Linked DNA regions of Mus musculus: region 2 is linked to region 1. A link is a loop called in an ENCODE intact Hi-C map of the cell type or tissue named here. Cell type or tissue: left cerebral cortex. All regions are shown on one strand. Each heading gives the region's core, and the rest is flanking DNA. Links, peaks and the distances in the headings are about the cores only. Region 1 holds the start of Mmgt1 (membrane magnesium transporter 1). Region 2 holds the start of Ints6l (integrator complex subunit 6 like).

What was found. Hi-C counts contacts between places; a loop is a spot of excess contacts. Peaks named below come from ENCODE experiments on the same cell type or tissue, not always from the same donor. Only the 100,000 strongest peaks of a DNase experiment are listed, where the experiment ranks them.
Region 2: it touches region 1 in a loop (1.9-fold over the local background); 4 of 42 quality-filtered maps call a loop at or near these places.

The regions. Positions count from the first base shown.
Region 1 is chrX:56,593,211-56,602,134 of GRCm38, reverse strand. It overlaps Mmgt1 (membrane magnesium transporter 1), which reads left to right and starts at 4,191. Exons shown (of 4, transcript NM_146234.4): 1 at 4,191-4,350; 2 at 6,693-6,745. The coding sequence starts at 4,272. Gm36239 (a long non-coding RNA gene) reads right to left here and starts at 3,943. Exons shown (of 3, transcript XR_386934.2): 1 at 3,833-3,943; 2 at 2,981-3,077; 3 at 2,479-2,872. In left cerebral cortex, for the core only: no CTCF peak of the experiment used is centred there; DNase peaks (open chromatin) are centred at 4,064 and 4,633; H3K4me3 peaks cover 1,413 bases; H3K27ac peaks cover 334 bases.
Region 2 is chrX:56,452,135-56,461,058 of GRCm38, reverse strand. It overlaps Ints6l (integrator complex subunit 6 like), which reads right to left and starts at 6,220. Exons shown (of 17, transcript NM_172779.4): 1 at 5,743-6,220; 2 at 5,533-5,610. The coding sequence starts at 5,853. In left cerebral cortex, for the core only: a CTCF peak has its summit at 5,227; DNase peaks (open chromatin) are centred at 4,552, 5,101, 5,682 and 6,230; H3K4me3 peaks cover 2,376 bases; H3K27ac peaks cover 1,594 bases.

The sequences.
Region 1 (8,924 bases), core at 200-8,199:
GAAAATGTGTCCGAGGGATTCCGCTTTGTCCTCATTTGTTGTTGTTGTTGTTGTTTAAAAGAAAAACTGTGTGAATGCTTCTCTGGCAGATTACTTATGTGTCTTCAGGGAGGCTGGACAAGCACTGTGTGCGTGATGGATGTGTAAGGTAAAGCCTATACGGATCTAGGGAAGAAATGTTTGTCTGAATGATTCTGTTTCTGCTCTTTTATTGATCTGGTTCCTTACCTGAGAAAGACGTATTCAATTCCCTGTTTGCTGATAAGTCCATGAAGGGAGGAGGAAAGGAGGGAGGGAGGACAGACAGAGAGGGAAGGCAACCAGGCTAGTTTGCCTAGTAATCAATAGAGGTCTAGAATTTGTTACCCAGAGATATATTTCTTAATATAAATAACTTAAAAAAAGGTTTTTTTGATTATTTAATTCAGCATCTGTGCACGCATGTGTGTGTGTGTGTGTGTGTGTGTGTGTGTGTATGTATATTTGCATATGCACTCTCTCAAGAAGTTATTCTCTCCCCTACCACCACGTGGATTCTGTGGGTTGAACTGAGGTCATTAGGTTTGGCCGCAGACATTCTTACCTGCTAATCCATCTCAGAAGCCCTTTTAGTACATACTATATATTCTTCTTATAGATATATGTAATAGGAACATATTTACAGGGAAAGTGAATTTTCAAACCTGGTCAGAGAATGCCAGAGGAAAGGGAAACTGCGAGCGAGAGCTTGGAATGTTCATGATGACATACAAAGATAACTTAAGAACTTGGCTGGCACGGAACAGAGGTCCAGTGCTGGGGCACTGTCTCTAGTCAACAGATTAATCTGGGAAACATTTCTCTATAAATACTGTAGCTACTATTATTCCCACTTCTATATCATTAACCCATGACACATGTGGAGAGTGTCTTCATTTTTTTCAGGGATGGATAGTTAGTTAAGGCACTTCTGTGGTCACATAGGAATTTAAGTACTGTGTCCCAGATAGCTTGAGCTTTGTTCTAAGAACTCAGGTGCTCTTGGTATTCACATCTTGTATTCTGGGACTAACCCCAAACTGCTGAACCATGTTGGAATACATGTTAGTTACCTATTTGTATGATACATTTATCAATAACTATGTATGAAAATCTTGGTCTCCCTTTAAGTTGGAATTTATAGACAATTGAAATGTGATTCCACAGGCATGGTGGTACATACATGTCCGAAGTACTATAGTTTCTGGAGAGGGTAAGGCATACGGACCATTTGTGCTCAAGTGTTTGAAGCCAGCTTGGGCACGGTGACAAGACCCTATTTCCAAGCAAAGCCCATGAAATTTAACAGTTTGTGACTAGAAAAGGTAAACCTAGGCCAGTTTTCTGGTATTTGATACACTGATAAAGGTCAAAATTGTGCTGATGCATGAAAAAGAGTGAGACGCAGGGGGGCTGGTGAGATGGCTCAGTGGTTAAGAGCGCGACTGCTCTTCCAAAGGTCCCGAGTTCAAATCCCAGCAACCACATGGTGGCTCACAACCATCCATAACGAAATCTGATGCCCTCTTCTGGAGTGTCTGAAGACAGCTACAGTGTACTTACATATAATAAATAAATGAATCTTTAAGAGTGAGACGCAGAGATGCAAACATATCTTAAGTGAATAGAGAAAGCAAAACTGCTTTTCTAGGACCAAGTCACTTCTCTAAAGCATAGGAAAATGCATTGGTGGCTTATACAAATACCAGACTTCTCAGTAGGTGTATTTCTCCATAATATCTCTGTTTCTGTCTCTGTCTCTGTCTTTCTCTCAGAAGTGGCCCAGAATTCAGACACTCCCAGAAAACTCTTAGCTGCTCACGGTGTTACAAGCTAAGTTCCCCAGCACTGGGTGGGAGGATAAAGCACAAAAATTTCATTTATGATTCTGAGGCCTGCAGAGACTACAGAGTGAGAGTCTGTCGCTTTCTCCCTCTCAAAACCCTCTAACATTTTATTAATCATTTTCTGCTTCAGATAACTTGTTATTAGATCACATGGAAAAGTTGTTATTAGGTCAAGTGGAAAAGTTTTATTTCCATTTAAATATGACCATTATCTAAGCTAAAACAAAATTTTGATGTGATTTTTAATTTTTATTGGTTATTTTATTTATTTACATTTCAAATGTTATCCCCCCTCCCAGTTTCCCCTCCACAAACCCACTATCCCTACAGCCTGCTTCTATGAGGGTGTGCCCCCACCCATCCACCCATTCCTGCCACACCCCCCCCTGTCATTCCCCTACACTGGGGCATTGAGCCTCCACAGGACCTAGGGCCTCTCCTCCCATTGATGCCTGACAAGGCAATCCTCTGCTACATATGCAGCTGGAGCAATGGGTCTCTCCATGTGTACTTTTTGGTTGGTGGTTTAGTCCCTGGGAGTTCTGGGGTGTCTGGTTGGTTGATACTGTTGTTCTTCCTATGGGGTTGCAAACCCCTTCAGTCCTCCCCCTAACTCCTCCTCTTAAGCACCGTCCTGTCAACTAAATAGTGTTGAGTTGGCTTGTTCTGATTCTGAAGTTCATTGTTACTTGTCCTTTTGTAAGGAATATATGCTACTGCAATTGCTATGGATCAAGCACTGTGTGTAGAGGGTCCAGAGAACAGTGATGACTATGACTTAATGTGATGGGATCCAGTTTTTCAGATTTGAAGAAACTTAAGCATACCAAAAGACCACAGGCTTTTAAGAACTAGACTGAATCTCTGTAAAGATCTTTTCAGTGATAAAAACACTCTTTGTTCTTCACCAACAGTTGTTCACCCTTCATCCAACATGTTTGTATGCAATGCCTGCTGTTTGACAATGTTCTAGAGAGGGAGAAAGCTGTCTTCTTGCAGCTCCCATCCTAGAGTGGGAAGAGAGGCAGCAAACAATAGCAACCCAACAAACATAATAAAGAAATAACATCGTTTAGAAGATGATATAAAGTCAGAATAGAATAAGGAGATCATACCTGAGAATGCTTCAACTTTCAAAGGCATGGTAAGGACCAGCAGTACTGACCAGGTACTGGTGAGTCAACTGATTCAGATGACACAGTTCTTTGGAGACTGATGGGAAAGAATGGTAATCAGGCTTCACACTTATTTTGTGATATGACATCAACAAAGCTGTGCCACTCAGCCAGGGGCACTGAAGTAACTTATATAGAGTTGAGGGTGTGAGTTACCTTTGGCCATAAAAATGTCGTGCCCACAGGGTTTACTCACACGCAAATGAATACTCAGCAGTGAGTAGCTAGGAATGCTGATCTGGAGCTAAGGAGTTATGGTATTTGAGGTAAAGTTGTTGATTTGGAATCACTGGAAAAACTAAGCTGGTCTGAAGTGGAAATGAACTAATGAGCTTGCTGAGAGTAGAGCGAAAAGAGATCCAGGAAAAACTCTCCTTCTGAATGCCTACATTTTAGGAGATGAAGATAAAAATGGAGAAAGGTTACAGTTGTGTGCTCATCAGACTGTTTCCAACATCCCTTTATTCTCCCTTCATACATTCTAGCTTTCTTCATGACAAAACAGTCCCGCTGTGCTACACTCTCTTTTGTGTGGATCTTGCTCATAGAAACGTAAAGCAGAAAGGTAAGATGTTGAACCAATGCTCTGAGCGTCCCCAACATGCGAGAGTTCAGGGCTCCATACCCCCCAAGTTACTCTCTACACTTTATTTACTTCCTCACGTTGATGCCCTTGCAACCTGCCTCGGTAACCGTTTCTGAGGCCAGAGGCATAAGAAAGACTTAGTGAAAGGAAAGGACTCTGTTGGGAGGAAAACCAAATCAATTAACCAATTATCAAATACCAAGTACCAGGCTTTCGAGTTCTACGCCCACAGCCATTTAGCAACGCCACCAGCCCCACCTTCTTCTCCTCCCAGGCCTTTCCGTAAGTCCCGCCCCTTCTCCAAATCCGGCGCGTATTTGCGGACGCTCTACCTCGTCTCCCCATTGGTCTCGCTCGGCCTGTTCTTTCACGCCCCCAACTCAGCCCTGCCTCTCTCCGGGAAGCTGCACTGCGCAGTCGCAGAGGAGGCCTCAGGCCCTTTTTCCGTGTCGCTGTCCCCTTCTTCCCGGCATTCCTTTTTCCGCGTTCTCTCGGCGGCTCTCTGGGTCTGGCCACCGCCGGCACTTCGCGCCCAGGGCTCTGGTGACGTCATGTTCCTGCGCCGCGTGGACGCCCGCCGGTGAAAGGAGGAGTACCTCTGCCGCCCTTCGTCTCCTTTTGTTGGGCTGCCGCTCCTTCTGAATCATGGCGCCGTCGCTGTGGAAGGGGCTTGTAGGTGTCGGGCTTTTTGCCCTAGCCCACGCTGCCTTTTCAGCTGCGCAGCGTAAGTAACTGAGGGACTGGGACCGCTCGCGTGGGGGACACCAGGGGCTGTGGGGGCGCTCCCCTAAGGGACTGTTGAACCCAGTGCAGGAGAGCCGTTTTAGGTCGGGGTGACTAAGTAAAGCCGTGCAGGGTCCTCAGCGGAGGGCTTGAGATCAGATGGCTGAGGAACACCTAGATTGCAGGACGGCCAGAAGAGGTTGCTGAGGTTTGAGAAAGAATTCAGACCGGGACTCTGTCCCAGAACTCCAGACACGACATGCCATATGCAGCCTAGGTAGCTAAGACAAAGTGTGGAATTGAGAACTTTGCATGCATGTGGCATCGTGACAGCTAGCTAGACAGCATCCCGGCCACTCTGCTGTCCAGGCAAAGACGGAGAAGTTAAGTGACCGCTTGCCTCAGGGAGGCACTGTGACACGGGGAAAGAGCAGTGGACTGGTTTAAAAGGTTGGTTGTTAACATTTTGCTTAACTGTTAAATCTGTGTGACCTTGGGCAAATGATAACGGTGCTGTATGGTGGGTTTTTATTTTTGTATTTTTTTGTTTTTTGTTTTTGTTTGTTTTCTCAGATCAATAATTGAAGTTGCTTCTGCTTTTAGGTGCTAGAGGTTCCTTGATTCCTTTAAGGGAATTCTTAGACTAGTGGAAAAACTAGTGGGCCAACAAATAATTGCAGTAAGATAATGTGAATGTTCCAAAGGTGTGTGTGTGTGTGTGTGTGTGTGTATGTGTATGTATGTGTGTATGTATGTTCATGGGGAGTAGTAATTTGGTGGGACCCTGGGGAAAGTGCCTTAGAGCTTTGCTGCTCATAGTGTGGTCAGTAGAGCAGCATCGTGGACATCACCTGGGACCTTGTTAGTGTCTACTCAGGCTCCACCTCAGAACTGTTGAATCAGAATATTCGTTTTAATAAATCCCTGGGTGATTTATAGTTTGTGAAGCACTGTCCTGGAGGAGAATAGGATACACTGGAGTACTGGTTATTTTCGAAGTAAGCTTTGGCTCTACTATAGTCACAAAGCAAGTAAGGCCCTTGCTTGAACTCCAACAGCCTCATTTTCCCAGTGAAGAAATGCCTAGCTGAAGATAGTCTTAAATTTCCAGAGTAGACTTCATTCAAACAAGAAAGTTAGCTAGAAGTGTGTCATTAAAAGGTTAATCCAAACAGCATATGATATTGGATTGATTTTGCTTTTATCCCTGTCCTTACAGGCTCTGTAAGTTCAAATATACTCTGCCTGCATATTTTTTTAAGCAGACTCAATACATTCACACAAGTCATTTTAAGTCTAGAGTACATTATGAATTAGGGATTGTCCTATTTAATCTAGAAGTGGATTGTCCTACTTCATCTAGAATAATATTGTCCTGCTTGATGTAGAATTAAGATTTTGGATTTTTATATTTTTCAAGTGCTAAGAATGCCTTGTGGACTGAAGCAAGACCTCTGCACTGCTCGTGCTGGCAAAAGACTGCCATTTACCTTTGACACTAGTTGTGTCATGGGAAATTGTGGCAGCAGATAGCATCCTATGGTGCTGGAGCATGCTCATCTCTGCCATAGTGACCTTTGATATAGCAGAGCTCTCACTGTTCATACACGAAATAAACCCTGTTCACCTTTCACGTTCCCATTTGCCACAGAGGAAACTGAGGCAGTGCAACTCTGTTCACTTTCCCATTGTAACATTCTGCAATTGAAGTAAGTGCTGGAGTTGCTGAGGATGTCTTGAATGAGGTACAGTAAATTGTAGTAAACAGAAAAGCTGGTGCTATGTATGACTTGGGGTTACCAGTTTCTAGATCCTGATCGCAGCCTTCAGTCCCTTGCAGCCTGCAGAAGTGAAGGCAGCAGCAGAATTAAGCAGTAGCAAGGACAGAAATTGAAGTCCTGGAACTCGAGTTACATCACTGCACTGAAGAGGAACATTTCCATACCAGTTTTCACTTTGGCTTCACTATGCAGTGGCAGGGTCATTGAGCATTGAAAATGTTTGTAGTCCTATTGATTGTTAAATAGTTATGACTTCTTTGACTACTTAGTGAAAGAAACAGTTTCAAAATTTCTAGAGTTTCTATACTAATGAAAAATTATGCTTAGTTCTTTCGGTTTCATATTTGCCATCTGTCACTTACTTAAGGTGATAAGACAGGCCTTGACAAGCATAAACTAATTCATAAAGATAAGGCTAACTATATTAGAAGAGGTTTTTGAGGAATCTGGGATCATTACTTTATGTAGTATATAAGTCAACCACTTTGGTCTATTGATTTTCTTGTATTTTAAGAAAGGAAAATGGGCTATAATTTCCTAATGGTGTGCTTCTGCTTTCTAGATCGTTCTTATATGCGACTAACAGAAAAGGAAGATGAATCATTACCAATAGATGTAAGTTGGTCGTTTATATTCCATTAAGTACACATTTAAAATCAGTCACTTTGCTTATGACAATTTTTATTTTGTCTTTTTAATTTTTTTTATAATTTTCAAGCATGATATGGCATTTGTTACCTGCTTCTTTTTTATTAAATTTTTTTGAATTAGAGTCTCAGTATGTAGCTCTGAATGGCTTGGATCTTGCTATATAGACTTGGCTGGTCTCAAATTCACAGAGATCTACCTGCTTCTGCCTCTGCCTCTTTCTTTGCCTCCTGAGTGCTAGGATTAAAGTCCTGTGTTACCTTGCCCAGCTGTTACCTGCTCTTATCACTGTAAAATCGAAAGATTTTGAAATCTTAAAAAAATTCTATTAGACCTTTTTGATCAGACATGGAGGCTTATACCTATAATCCCAGCGCTTGGAGATTGAGGCATGAGGATTGGTGTGAGTTTGAAGTCAACTTGGACTACAGAATAAGACCCTTGTCGTAAAAACAAAAGCTAAAGAAGGAAATGGGGGTGTCTCTGTATTGACAGTATAAAATGGCCTTTAAAAATTGTCATTTGGCTCAAATTTTTATAAAAATTCCTTTTTAAATATTTTATTATGCGTGTAGCAGTTCATGCCACAGCGTAAGTGTGTAGGTCACTTATGTGACAGTGTAACAGCAGGAGTCAGGTCTCTTCTTCCACCATGTGGGTCCCAGGGAAAAAAGTCTCAGGTCGTCAGGCTTGATGGCAAGCATCCTCACCTGCTCAGCCATTTCACTGTCCCAACAGTTAGTTCTTTTGAAAATGAAGGTTAAGAACAAGCAGTGCGGAAAAAGGTGGCTTTCAACTTGAGTTAATCCTAGTCCTCACTTGACTGTTTTACTAGTTTACTGTTATTAGATTTAAACTTACCAAAACTGTAAGTTCTTTGTAACAAACTTAAACAATAGTGTGAAAATATCTAATCATTCAAAATTAAAACAGTGGAAGCAACAAAACTGATCCCATTCCCTGGCAACTTCACATTTGCTCTTAATAGTTTAAAGGGCATCAGTGTTTAGGCTGTAGAGTGTATGGACAGTGTTGTCTTGCTGCATGTACTTTACCTAACTGAGACAGCTTTGCGGGGGCTGGCGAGGTGTCTCAGTGGGGAAAGACGCTGGCTGAAAAGCCTGATAATTTGACTTTAATCCCTGGAACCTACATGGTAGGAGAGATCCAACTTGTGCCAGATGGCTCAGATTTGAACCCTTCCTTATGCTATGGCACTTACTGCCCCCACCTATAAATATGAACCAAATGGCAAAATTAAGGTGAAAACTAGATCCTTTAAAAAAGCATTATGCACTTGCATGTGTAGTTTACAAATTGTTTTTGAAATTAAAATATAATTGTATCATTTTGCCCTTTCCTTTCCTCCTTCTCAATGCTTCCCGTGCACTCATCCCCCACTCTCACTCAACTTCATGGCCTCTGTTTCTTTAATTATTGTTATATGCATACACATATGTGTATATATTCCTAAATATATAAATACAACCTGCTCAGTTCTTGCAATGTTACTTGAATGTGTATGATTTCAGAGATGCCCATGGGGCCTCAGCCCTAGACAAAGCACAGCCAGCTAAGGAATGCCGAGAGCATGGAGAAATAGTCTTCCCGAGGGAAGAGCTCCCAGATTCGCTCTCTAATGCTAAGTGTGTATTTAGCTTTATAGTTAGCTAACGTTCCTGTTTTGTTTGTTGAGACAGAGTCTATGTGGCCTAAGTAAGCACTGAAATCATATGGCCCAAGCATGGCCTTGAAAGTCTTGAGTCTGCTGCCTTCATCTGTGTGCTGAGATTACAGGCATGTGCCAGTAAACCTACTTCAGAGTTACCTTTTCATGGACATAATCTTTCTGGAATGTATTTTGATGACAATCCATTGGTTTTTCACATTCTTACTAACAGTGTGTTCTATGAAGGACATTCTCTGTGGGGCTAGGGATGTAACTCAGTACAGTGTTTGCCTGGCATAAACAAATCCCTGTGTTTTCTCCTCTACACCCGATAAAGTGGACATGATGGAACACACCTATAATCCTAGCACTTGGGATGTAGAAAAGGAGGCTCAGAAAATAAGGTTTTGCTCAGCAACATGGAACTGAATCCCTGTCTTAAAAACAACAACAAAACAAGACAATCTCTTTGGAATA
Region 2 (8,924 bases), core at 307-8,306, 140 kb after region 1:
TTCACTGTGTAGCACAGGATAGTTGAATTCATGGCAATCCTCCTGCCTCAAACTTCCAAGTACTAGAATCCCATGAGGAAACCATCATTCAGGGCTTGGTTTTGTTTTGGAGACAAAATATAAATATGCAAAGCCAGGCTGGGATTACAAGCATGAGCCACCATGCCCGGTGCCTGAAGGATTTTCACAGCAAAATGACTGTTTCACTTTATTTAAAGATTAACAAACAGGGAAGAATGACTAGAGGACAAGACTCGCTGAATGTCAGCCACACCAGTGGCTCTGGTGACAAGTGGCAAACACTGACATTTCAAGAATGGCTAGATATACGTAAGAGAGGTCTAGGATAGAAGGTAGATCTCTACAATGTCGTCAGTGCTCTCCTTGTATCTTCTTGTTGATCCCTAATCTCAGCATTGGACTCAGACCATTAGACCTTGGCCAGAGATATGGCCTTCTAGAGTTAAGTCCCCATCCCATCCCCTTTTCTTTTGATAATCTACAATGACTATTGTCAGATGCTTCAAATAGCTAGGGAGGAGGGGAAGTGTGAAAGAAAGCCAAAATCAAGCTAGGCATAATCTCAGCACTTGGGAGGTAGAGGCAGCATGAACTCTGTGAGTTCAAAGCCAGCCTGATCTGAAAGATCCTGAACAGAAAGTTTCAGGATAACCAGAGCATTTCTATAGATTCTTAACCACAATGGAGGACTCCATTAAAAGTTGCTCCTTGCCAGGCAGTGGTGGCACACTCCTTTAATTCCAGCACTTGAGAGGCAGAGGCAGGCAGATTTCTGAGTTGGAGGCCAGCCTGGTCTACAGAGTGACCTCCAGGACAGCCAGGGCTATACAGAGAAACCCTGCCTCAGAAAAAGAAAAACAAAACAAAACAAAGGTGCTCCCTTAGCCAGGCAGTGGTGGTGCACACCTTTAATCCCAGCACTCAGGAGGCAGAAGCAGGTGGGTGTCTTTGAATTCCAGGATAGCCAGGGCTACACAGAAAAACCCTGTCTGGAAAACAACAACAACAACAAATGTTCTTTTAATACTTTAGTCAAAATTCTAATAAATGTCTATTACATGTATCAGTTTTTAAAATATTGAGTTTACTTCCTCAGTTGGTAAGCCAGAATTCTTTCTCTTTCTGGCTCACATTGGTAAAGGCATGCAGACACTAGTAATCAAAAGTAGCCACACAATGTTGAAAAGTAACATCCAAGAGAGATGCTCACTTTTTCAAATGGTTTATATTTTCAAATTATTAGCTTAGAGAGTTTCTTTGAAACATTATCTCTTATTTATAACACTTCTGACCACTATTTATTCACGTTTCAACTATTTCTTGAAAGATGTTTCTGTTATTTAAAAAAAACTCCTTTAAATAAAAATAATTTTAATAAAGTGGCTTCAACTATAATATCATTTTTAATACTTTTACTAGGAGAGAACCCAGGCTAGTGGCTTACTTTCTTCTGACAAGCCTGCCTCTCCCAGTCACAGAATAGAAGGAAATTATGATTCATAACAAAACAAAACATACAAGACAGCAGAATCTCAGCCAAAACTATTGAGAACTATAATTATTGCCACAAAGTTCTCACACAACATTTTAAAAGCCCTGTACTGCATTCATCTTCTAAGGACACACTGTATAGTATATATATATATATATATATATATATATATATATATATAATACTAAACAGGAGTATCTAGCTATGTACACTGAAAGTGTAGTGCATACAGAGAGCATTAATACTGTAACTCCATGGATGAAACAAGTTTATGAAGCAACACTTAGCAACAGAGATTTAACACACAATGTTTGCATTTCATACATGGTCCCCAAATGAAACTTAATTGCATCAACACACATGGCACAGCATGGAACAGGTATGACTAATATTAAAAGAGTAGACAGCTATATGCAAAGAAGTATGCAGTAGAGTTACCAAGTCTTTGGTGAAATACTATATTTACATACTCAACCACATATGTTAGTGAAAAATTCCTGCTGCAGCAACTTCGCACAAGATTTCTTGTCAAAGCTTGTAAGTGGATATACTGGGAAGAGCTGCATGCCTGTTAAAAAGAAATCTCCTAAGCAAATGCACAACTCATGCTTATTACAGCTGGAACAGAAGAGGATCTACTAGCAAAATAAAATTCATTTGGAAGCATTTGGAGTTGGATATACTCCAGATCTGCGAAGTAAAATGTTGCAATGTTTCTGCAGCCTCAGAGAAAGTGAAAATGACACTTTATTTATTCTGCAGAACAATTTGTTACCAATAAAATACTACCAAACCATTACTTGAGCCCCTAAGAGAGAATAAAGTTTTAAGTAGAAACTAAGATGCCAGCTGACAGTCAAAGAAAGACCTATTTTGATATCATGTGTGACCGAAAACGGTCCTATAGGACTACTAGAACGTGAAAATCTATACTGAATTTTAAGAAAACTATCACAAGATGCTCTAAAATTCCAGAACTTCTAAGCAAGCTACAACCTAAAAAGCAAATGAACGAGGTTATCACAGGCAGAGAAGGTTGGGCGAGGTAGAAAGGTAAAGTCCAAAATGGAAATTCAGAAAACTCTTACCTAAATATGGTCTACCAATAGTAATGTTCGTAAAGCACAAAAATATTACTAGATACTTAATATTTCCTTTTACGTAGGTAAAATGAAGAACTAAGACTAAGTGATTGATAATTAAACAGAGATTTGTTTAGTTTTTTTTTTTTAATTTGTTTAATTTGCTGGAGAGATGGCTCAGTGGTTAAGAACACCCAGCTGCTCAAGAGGACCTGGGTTCAATTCCCAGCAACTACATGGCAGCTCACACCTGTCTGTAATTCTAGTTCCAAGGACTCTGGCACCCTCACACAGATATGCAGGCAGGCAAAACACCAACAGACATAAAATTAAAAAAATAATAATAATTAAACATAGTACACAATGTATCTTCACACACTTTAAAGAAGAAAGTGTGTGAAAGACATCAGTGGTGGAATACTTCTTGTAGGATGCAACATAGCAGAAGAAAAAGAACTACAATAAAATTTCCACTAAATATAATACTGAACATTTTCTTCTCTTCCAAACAAATATCGAAAGTTTCATAAACATGTGGCTAAAATACCCAGCCATTCAAACATGCATGGCCACTCAGGGTAATTCACTGAATAAAAGAAGTGGGGGAAACCGAATCTAAATAAGCACACTGGCTGGGCTGTAGCTCAGGAGCAGAACAGTTGCTTAGCATGCAGAAAAGCCTGAGTTGTATCTCTAGCACTGAAAAGAAATAGTATGAGCCATGGATTCCCAGTGCTAGGATTGAAGATGTAATAATGACTGTTAAAATGGGGCAAAACCTCTTCCTGCCAAAGGAAAGGAGTGTGTTAATATTGTCATGGATTCTTTTCCTTTCCTTTCCTTTCCTTTCCTTTCCTTTCCTTTCCTTTCCTTTCCTTTCCTTTCCTTTCCTTTCCTTTCCTTTTTCTCTTTCTTTCTTTCTTTCTTTCTTTCTTTCTTTCTTTCTTTCTTTTTTTGAGAAAGTGTCTCACTATAGAACCCTGGCTGGCCCAGAACTTGCTGAGTAGACTAAGCTGGCCTCAAACTTATAAAGGTCCATCTCTCTCACTGCCTCCTGTATACTAGAGATTAAAGGCATGTAATACCAGGACAGACTGTCACATAATTCCTATAACTCAAAAAAACTATTTTAGGAACTACCATCAGTCCTTGCAAAATGCTGTCCCTTGAAAGAAAACGATAGGTAGGAACTGATTTTGGAGCTTATCCCTCCACTGCTTTAAATTACTGAGTATGTCTTCAAATAGGCGCACTACAAAAGGTAGGCTCTTACTGTTATCATTAGTAGTCAAGAGGTGTCAACAATCAGCCTCTGGCTCTTATTTTATTTTTCTATGCTAAGGTTAGAATGTTTGCAAAGCTTCATATCTGTAAGTGCTCCATTACTGAAATTTATGTCTCCAGCTCTAGGGTCTCAATATGTTAGCCCAGGCTAGCCTAGAAAACTGACATTTCTAAAACCATAGGATATTTACAAGAAGTATACGATTTTTGGTAGATAAATAAAAAATTGAAAACAAACGAGCTGAAACCAGAATAGTATTAGGAAAAGCCTGCAATTTAAACTTTTAATCAAAGCAGAGAGTTACCAAATCAGTATCTTCGCTTTCATTATGTCTGAAGAACATTCTGGCCAACTTACTTTGAGACGTAACAACTCACTAAACCAGGGCTTACAACATCCAGACTGAACCTCCTGTTAATTTACTGAGATGAGTTAGACCGGGGGTGGGGTGAGGGGGGACGGATGGATGACGCACCAATGAAAGACATCAAGGATAATGGTAACAACCTTCTAATATTTCAACATGCAAGCACGATCCTGATGCAGGATGATTTAACAGTTTGAGTTCTTCTTATCAAGCCACTGCAGGCGAACCAGTTCTTTATCTCTTCACCATGGGAACACAAATAACTACCCCACCGAGGCTAAGGGTCAGACCCTGAGAATCAAATCATTGACTTGGTCTAGTGCATCTGCTCAGTCTAAACGCCCCCTGGCAAATCCCTAAGCAGCTAAGAGCAAACCTAATTTCGGATGCAAATAGGTAGGCCTGCTCCCTAAAACACTCTGGCCCCTGTTAAACCAGTTCCCTAAGAAGATTTTGCCTGGGCACCCCCTCCCAACCCCCCCGCGCGCGCCCCCTNCCCTCCCCCAAACACTCTGTGGTTGCTTCGCAGGAATTTCCAATGAAACAGCAACTGTCGCTAAGGTAACTGAGAGCTGGGCTCAACCTGACTGAGCGTGCAGGGTCTGGGAGCTGCATAGGCTAAGCAGTTCCGAGCTAGTGGTGGCACAGGAGGGGCGGGGGCCAGAGCCTCGAATGCAAAGGAGCTGCTCTGGGAGGCCAGCGCTAGTGCAGCCCGGCATTTGGCAGGAAGAGGAGGGGAAGATGCGGTGAAGGAGAAACGGACCGGAGCGGGAGGAGGGAGAGGAAGCCCAGGCGGGGCGGGCCGAGGGATGGAAGGAGGGACCAGAGGAGGAGCTCGGGCGGCAGCAAAGCCCGCGCGGGGCTAAGAGAACATCGGGGCGGAGTCCCAGGCGAAGGGGCCGCAGCCTCACCATGGGCCTCGAGCCCTCCTTCCTCGGCCTCCTCCCCTCCCTCCTTTCCATCTCAGCAGCGCCCTCACCCTGCCTCTGGCTGCCTCATACAAAAGCAAAATGTCCGCCATCTTCGGAGGCGATTGCTGCAGCCGTGCTAGGAACTCGGCCCTCCAGTGCCTTCTCTACACCGGCTGCTCATCTCCGGGCCCCTCTCTGCGACCCCCGACCGCCGCCACCCGCCCTGCTCCTCCTGCCCTTCGGCGCTCCTCACTGCAGCCCGTCCCGCAGGGCGACGCAGGATCGCCACGGGTGGAGGCAAAAGGGATCAGCAGCCCCAGGCTAGTGGACGCGCACGCTCTTCCCGCCCACCGCTCCCCCGCTGGCCTGTTTACCTTGATGCAGTAGGGAGGCTCATCGTAGGTGACCAGCATGTACCTGTCTCCGCGGCTGGCTGGGTCCCGGGCGCGCAGCTGCGGGGCGAGGGATGACGGGGGGGTCGCGTAGGAAACGAGGGGAAGCGATACAAACGTTACAGAAGCACCTCAGTCCAACCCACCCATCCCACAGAAGCGACCCCTTCATCTCCTTTCCCCTCCTTTTACCTTCAAGAATAACTCCACAGCGCCTTTAGCAATGTCCAAATAGGAGGTGCCCAGGTCAGTGCGCTGGTTCATGGAGGCGGACGTATCTATGAGGAACAGCAGGATGGGCATCTTCCACTACACCCCTGGTTCTGGTCCCCACTCTCCCAGTCCCTTTTCCCTCAATGCCACGTATGGCTACCCAAATCCTGAACTCTCGCAGAGCCAGGGAGCAAGAGGAAAAGTGGGAAACGGGATGGGATAGATGGGACCGCTCCTGGCCTCTTTCTGCAGCCCCAACTCCTCTCCCTCCAAGGGAACTTGAAAGTGTGAGTGTGTCGGTCTCCGGGCCGTCTCTCTTCCCCTCTTCTGCCACCACTACTGCCCGCCGCCGCTGCCGCTGCCAGGACTACTGCCTAAGCATCCGTCCACGCTCACTAGAGCGCTCGCCCCAGACTGAGAGCCCTCTCTGTTCACTGACACAACTTCTGTCTGCTCACCTACCATCAGCACCATGTGACTAGAACACACGCCATTGGCTGCCAATTATGTTTAATTTACATATTCATTAGATGACTGGGTAAAGGGAGGGACTTGGGCCAAGCTTGAGGGTTGTAGTTTGGAACCCATGCTGGAGGTAAGGGGCGGGGGAGTAAAGGACCTTCTTCAAGCTCAGATTCTCCTTTAAAGGATTTAGAAGCCTTTAGGGTAATTTGTTTGGTCGTTTGGATGGATTTTCTTTCGTGCTTCAAAGATGGTAATTCGAAAGGAAAGGAGAATTGGGCAACAGTTGCATAGAAACAGATGTTTAGGCAGGCTTCACACAAAACATAACTACAATCAATCAATCCTGCCAGTGGCTAAGACCAAAACATTTCAGTAGCAGCAAACTTCTTTCCTAGCCAGACTTGCTCAAATTCCCTTAGATTAGTCCCTCTTCCTGATCAGTGTTTACATGTCGTTTTCTTGGTTGGTTCAGCTACTTAAAAAGGAAGCTGCCGCGGAAACGTTACCCTAAGCTGTCCTTTTGTAAGGACAGGCTCTCTCAGGCTTTGAAACATTGACCAGCCTGTGATACTTAAACTCCTGTGGGGACTGTGCGGCCTTTATCCATGGCTGATATCCTGCTTCAACTCAGGTTCATTGAACGTCCACAAAAGTGCTAGGCACCTGAAGTAGGCGTTCAATCATTGAAATATGTAGGGTCGATGGTACTGAAATTTAATTTTCAGTAGAGGGAAGTTGCCAATGCTGGCTCCATGTAAGTACTTGGTAACTGGTCAACTATACTTGGCTTTCCACTGCATATGACTCAATTTTTAAACTTGTATCTCAGGCTGGTCCTGAACTCCTCAGCATATCCTACAAGCGTGTGCTATGCCAACTACTGTGACATTATTTTTAATATAGAGTATGAGGTAGTGTTGCAGCATAGGAGTACGATGTTTGCCCAGCTCCTGTGAGGCGCTGAGTTTGAGTCTCCTACAACACTGATGATGGCGATAATGATGATAATGATACAGAGTATTTCTAGCAATGTGCTGTACACAAGTTAGACTCTTGAGCTTCAATGAGTATACAATTTTAATACAATGTGAAGATCACATATATATCTGCAAATGTTTTCTATATTGTTTGTAGATATCCTGTGTATATGTTCTACATGATTGATATATATTATGTTTTCTCAGAAATAAGACCAAAAATGGTGATGCAAGTAAAAACAGCGAGGCAGCACTTGCCTGTGGTCTAGAAGTTCAGAAGATTTCATGGGCAAAGAACAAGGTGTAAAAGAGGGAATCTGGCTTAGGAGGAATGGTGTGAACAAGAGTCCGCCAGAGACCACTCTATGTGTGATGAAGACCAGCTTACTGAAATATATAGAATGACTTGGGAATTAAAGATGGAAAGACATCAAACTTCCCCATTTCTGTCTTAAATATTAGTGGTGAAGGGGCTAGGAGCATTGGTCTTTGGATAGGAGTACTCACTGCTCTTGCAGAAGACACTGAGTTTGGTTCCTAGCACTCACTTAGAAGGCGTCAAACTTCCTGGAAATCCAGGTCCAGGGGATCCAATGCCTTCTGGCCTCTGTGGGTACTATGAACATGTGCACAAACCCACAGATAGACACACAAATGCATATAATTAAAAATAAAAATAAATCATTAAATATTACTGAAGAAAGATCGTATATGCATGGACTAAATAAAAGTTTATGACCAATGGGTACCTGTGTGGTAGTTTTTTGTATTGCTTTGTAGCAAATTATCACAAATTCAGCAGCTTAGCACGTACTTAAATGTTATCTCCTGCTCTGATTAGCTGGATTCCCTGCTCCATCTCACAAAGCTGTGGTCAGGGAAATGGCTAGGCCACATTTTTCATCTGGGAGCTCAACTGGGAAAGAATCAGCTCGGTAAAGCTCAGGAAGGCTGCTGGCAGAATTTATCTCATTGTGACTGTATGTGAAAAGGCTGAGAGCCACCCACAGATCTGCTTGCTGCTAATGTCCTCTGCCACACAAGCCTCTCCATCACCTGTTCACGATGCAGCTGTTTCTTTAGGGCCAGCAGGGAAAGCTCTCTCTCCAATCTGCTGATACAGAGCCTTAGATAATGTAACATAATCACGACAGTGACATCCATTACCTTTGTAATATTCTATTGACTAGAAGCAAGTCAGAGGTCCCAACCATACTTAAGGGAGAGGGATTATACAGCACGGGTACAGAACCCTAGGGCCCAAATGAGAATCCTGTACAACTTTAGGGGCTTATGGGGGAGGAGCATTACCTAGAAACCAGTTTTGCCTAATTTATAATTTTCACTAAAGTCCGTTGTTGTTGTTGTTATGACACTCTTATCTAGCCAAATAACTGCATTGGGCTGGTTTATTATCTTTTGTTTGAACAGAAGTGCCCAGGAGGACTTTATGTTCTGTTATCACGTTCTTTATTTATTCATAATGGTCACTAGCTCACAAATGATATTTTAAGATGACTTTTAAAAATCTTCTTTAGGGTCTGGAGAGATGACTCAGTGGTGAGAATTTCCGCTGCTCTTGCAGCGGACCTGAGTTCAGTCTCTAGCCCTCATCTCAGGCTTATAACCACCTGTAACTCTAGCTCCGGGGGATCTGGTGTCTCATGAACCCACATGCAGAAATACACACATAAAAACAATCCAGGGTGGGGAGGGGGG